Regions from separate parts of the Homo sapiens genome. Here region 2 is linked to region 1. A link is a loop called in an ENCODE intact Hi-C map of the cell type or tissue named here. Cell type or tissue: PC-9. All regions are shown on one strand.

What was found. Hi-C counts contacts between places; a loop is a spot of excess contacts. Peaks named below come from ENCODE experiments on the same cell type or tissue, not always from the same donor. Only the 100,000 strongest peaks of a DNase experiment are listed, where the experiment ranks them.
Region 2: a loop joins it to region 1, with 4 times the contacts of the local background. A loop is called at or near these places in 3 of 110 quality-filtered maps.

The regions. Positions count from the first base shown.
Region 1 is chr10:25,061,135-25,063,634 of GRCh38, forward strand. It overlaps a transcript of ENKUR not described here. Among named protein-coding and RNA genes, the nearest start is that of THNSL1, 46 kb to the left of the region's middle. RefSeq lists an enhancer at 583-1,782. In PC-9, no CTCF peak of the experiment used is centred here; DNase peaks (open chromatin) are centred at 1,117 and 1,457; H3K4me3 peaks cover 799 bases; H3K27ac peaks cover 1,966 bases.
Region 2 is chr10:24,820,847-24,823,346 of GRCh38, forward strand. No RefSeq gene overlaps it. Among named protein-coding and RNA genes, the nearest start is that of ARHGAP21, 98 kb to the left of the region's middle. In PC-9, no CTCF peak of the experiment used is centred here; a DNase peak (open chromatin) is centred at 1,345; H3K27ac peaks cover 1,232 bases.

The DNA of each region.
Region 1 (2,500 bases):
CGCTCTGTCTTCATGCTCCGTGGTGAACAATCTCCATAAGAAGTTCATAGGTGTTGGACACGTGTGGCCAGGCCCTGGGCTTTGAAATCGACCCTGGTTTGCAGCTATATGGTTGATGCTGCCAGACACATCCAGATATGGAAAATCAACTTTATCCCAGGCTTTCTTGTGCCGCTCCTCCAGCCGCCTGCTCTGTTGGGTGCAGCTCCTTCTGTTCCATTTTGCTTCATGGGCTCTGGAAGGAGGAGTAACAGTGCACAGATGGCAAGGTGGAACCTCCCAACACAAACTGAATCTCTTCCTCCTTCTGCTCCTCATTGCCTGAGCCTACTGTTCTCCCCCGCCACCACCATTTCTATTTTCAGGAAAAAAAGGAAAAAACTTTGGTGATCTACAAGCTTTGGGTGACTTTTCCTTTGAGCAGGATAACCAGAGCAGCTAGGTGATTTTCCAAATGCTGGCTATGGCTAAACCCAGTCTCAAACAAAATCGGAAAATCAACATGTTTCTCTTCAGATTTTCCAACAACCCCTTTCTTCATCTCTCTCCAACCTACAAGCTGCCCTTCTCCACCTGACATCCCAGTAGTGGGTGACTTCCAGCAGCTGGAGGCACTTCCCACCTTCCCCAGACCTAGGCCTGCACATTCTTCTCTCCCTTCATCTCTGTCTCTTCAGTCTGAGAAGTTAGTCTGAGGCGTGACTGCTGCATCATCAATGACTGCGTTAGAAACCCCAGCGATTCACTGCTATGTTCTTTATATGTAGGATAGTTACTGGCACATGGAAGGCACCCAATATGTATTTGCTGAGTCAGACTGCAAAAGTGTGCAACTGGCTGAGACTCTTGGGGGTATTTGCACAGAGAAATAACGTAACGATAACGACTACTAGCTAACTGCCATTTACTAGTCACTTTACACAGTCTAAAAGCAGGATCTCGACATTTCTAACAGCTTGATGACCTCATATTTAATGTGGTTTTGTACAGAAATTTCCCTGGAACCCCACACATGACATTGTTTGGAGCGACTCCTTCCTTGCTTACCTATAAGCCTAATCCTGCGTATTGAGTCATTCTCTTCTTGAGCAAGTAGGACTTGTTGCTCTCTTGTCACTTTTCCACCAGTGTTCCTCTCTTAAGGGAGAGAAAAAGTTAAACATGCCTGCTTTTCAGTGTCTATAGACGATTGTGGAATGTTTGAGGAAAACCTTGGACTTTTTCACAGCCACTCCCTGTCTGGGCAGCCTCGGGTCAGCCTCCTCCTGCAGTTTTTCTTTCTGTTTTTCCCCTCTGTGTGTCCCTCCTAAGAATGTGGTCCTATTTCCTGGAGCAGGAGCCTGTCTGCAGGCATGGCTGGGAAGGAAGCCCTGGCCATGAGCTGGGCTGATGGCACCTCTGGAGCTGGCTTTCCGGCAGCTGGTGACACAGCGGGTCTGGCCTCATTCATTACTAATTGTTGACGCTGTGTTCGGAGGAACGTGTTAGTAACAGCACGTACCTTGATCAGCCACACTCAGGCCTGGGTGGAGGAGATAGGTGGTGACTCACACAGTGGTGGAAGAGGGCCTGGTCACCTGGGCTGCCCGAAAATGACAGGAAAGGCAGGGCCAGGAAAGGAAATCCCCCTGCACATCACCTCCCTCCCCTTCCCACTGCATGCTCCACCCCTGCACCACAGGCACTTGCTTCTCACTCCTCTGTGTTTTTTTGTGGTTTTTTTTTTTGTTTTTTTTTTTTTTCAGATGGAGTCTTGCTCTGTTGCCCAGGCTGGAGTGCAGTGGCGCAATCTTGGCTCACTGCAACCTCCGCCTCCCGGGTTCAAGCTATTCTCCTGGCTCAGCCTCCCAAGGAGCTGGGACTACAGATGTGCGCCACCACACCTGGCTATTTTTTTTGTATTTTAGTAGAGATGGGTTTCACCACGTTGGCCAGAATGGTCTCGATCTCCTGACCTTGTGATCTTCCTGCCTCAGCCTCCCAAAGTGCTGGGATTACAGGCATGAGCCACTGTGTCTGGTCTTTTTTTTTTTTAAGAGTCTCACTCTGCTGCCCAGGCTGGAGTGTAGTGGCATCATCATAGCTCACTGCAGTCTCAAACTCCTGGACTCAAGAAATCCTCTTGCCTCAGCCTCCTGAATAGCTGGAACTACAGGTGTGTTCACCATGCCTGACTAAGTACTTAAAAAATTTTTTGTAGAGATGCGGTCTCACTATGTTGCCTAGGCTGGTCTCAAACTCCTGACTTCAAGCCATCCTCCCATCTCAGCCTCCCACAGCAATGGGATCACAGGTGTGAGCCAGCATGCCTGGCTCCTGTGTTTTTACTTGTCATTCCCTGTGCTTATAATGCTCCTCCCTCAAATCTGTATTGGTTTAGTCTTCCTTGTGCATCAAAGCCCCATTCAAATATTTTCTCCCCTTTGAGACTTTCTCCTGTTCCCCCTTGCAATTGAGAAGCCCTTTGTGCAAAACCACACTCTGTAGACAATTACTAAAT
Region 2 (2,500 bases), 240 kb before region 1:
AGTGAGCAGGCAGGAGTGTCCATGGGCCAAGGCAAAATGGATGGAAACCAGCCAGCCAGTCAGGATGCCCTGAGGCACCAGCCCCTGCTCCCAGCAGGCCCAGGCTGGAGGCCTTGTATATTTCGGCTGCTCCAACAGTAGCCTGTCCTGGGGTCTGTATAGGGGAGCCCTAGACAAGAGCTGGGTAACAGGGGTGAGTGTTCAAGGTCAGGGTAGATTGCTTGTGAGCAAGCTCGTGCCAGCACCTCCATGGGTACTTTGGGAAATATCACACTTGAAAGATGGCTGGTTTGTTTATTGCCATAAATGATGCAAGAATCTGTGTAATTTTTAAAAACATGCCTCATTATATATCTAGTATCTAGTTGGTGATCAGGATCATCATTTTAGCTGGGTGCTTATAGTCCCAGCTACTCAAGAGGCTGAGGCGGGAGGATTGCTTGAGACCAGGGAGTTCGAGACTGTGATTGTGCTTGTGAATAGCTACTACACTCAAGCCTGGGCAACATAACAAGACCCATCTCTTAAAAAAATCATCATTCAATTTAAGTCTGGAGTCATGTTTGAGATACTTCTTGATTTTTAAAGGGCTAATATCTAGGATACTAAAGGGTCATACTAAATAGACATGCACTGTACTGTAAAGGGCCACTGCCTAGTATATCTTAAATAATAAATATTTGTCAAATGAATGAATGAAACTGAATTGACACAAACAGAAAGTCTAGGCCGGGTGAGATGCCTCATGATTATAATCCTAGCACTTTGGGAGGCCGAGGTGGGAGGATCACTTGCGGCCAGGAGTTTGAGACTAGCCTGGGCAACATAGTGAGACCCTGTCTCTACAAAAAATTAAAAAATTAGCCAGTGTGGTGGCTTGGGCCCAGCTACTCGAGAGGCTGAAGTGGGAAGATGGCTTGAGCCCATGAGTTCGAGGCTACAGTGAGCCATGATTGCGCCACTGCATTCCAACCTGCTAGGTTGGAGCAAGACCCCATCCATTAACAAAAAGAAAAAAGGGTCTATCCAGCAGTCCACCTTAGCTGTAAAGGATGCATTTCAAGACTACCTCAGTGGAGGCCTGAAACCTCTGATAGTAACGAATCCTGTATATATTATGTTTTTCCCTATACATAGATAATTATGATAAAGTTTATAAATTAGGCACATATGAGATGAACGATAATAACTAAACGTAGGGCAATTATAACACTATGCCAGCATCACAACTTTTGCACTTTGAGGCAATTATTAAGTACAATGAGGGTGACTTGAACACAAGCACTGTGATTTCTTCATAGTTGATCTGATAACTGAGATGGCATGGCTACTGAGTGACTCAGGGGCAGGTGACATCTGTAACTCAGGATACACTAGACAAAGTGGTGATTCATGTCCCAGGAGGGATGGAGCAGGGTAGTGAAAGATCTCACGACACTACTCAGAACAGCATGCAATTAAAAACTTATCAATTGTTGATTTCTAAAATTTTCTAATTAATATTTTTGGATCACAGTTGACTGTGGGTAATGAAAGCTGCAGAAAGCAAAACCGCGGATCAGAGGGGACAATGCTGCTTTTTGGAACTCTGTTAGGAGACCAACATAAACCGAAGAAACTACGAACTAATACATCATGAAATACTTCTTCTATTTGGGAGGTGGAGAAACCATCCCCTTCTCCACCAAAATGACACTTAAGAAAGAGACCCCAGGGAGGGTAGCAGTGGAATGAGGGTAGAAAATAACTGATGAAGGTCAGTTTCAGCCTTCCTGCCTCCAACCTTCTCACAGACTCCAGTGCAGAAGAGGATGTATTCAGCTTCCTAAAGTCTGTGTGTACCACTAACAGGTTAGGAAATGAGTTAAATGCCAGATTCTTAAATGTTGCATGTGGGAGGATCTGAAACAGAGACTTCAGTCACTTTGCCTCTGCCTTAAACACCCACACAACAGAAATGGATCACGGCATTGGCTGAGCAAGAGAGAAGAGCAGAGAAGCAAGAATACTAGAAGTTACTCTGTTTTTTATACAGGTCGTGCCTTCCTGATCTGAAAGTCTGAAATGCTCCAAAATTCAGAACTATTTGAGCTCTGACATGACTGCACAAGTGGAAAATTCCACACATAAATACTTAATACAAACTTTGTTTCATGCACAAAAGTATGTAAAATATTGGATAAAATTACCTTCAGATTATGTGTATAAGGTGTATATAAAATATAAATGGATTTTGTGTTTTGCCTTGGGTCCCATCTCATTGTGTATATGCAAATCTCATTATGCACATGAAATCGCAAATACTTCTGGTCCCAAGCATTTCACATAAATATTCAGCCTGTACCACATATGTATCCCCTTCTTTCCAAGTGCTTTACTCTTTATCCAAAACGAATCTTCCACCTCATTTGATGAGAATTAATATTTCCCCGGGTGAGCATGGGTATGAGTTAATTGCAATTTTCAATACTCTTTTAAGAAATATAGTGCTTAATTCCTT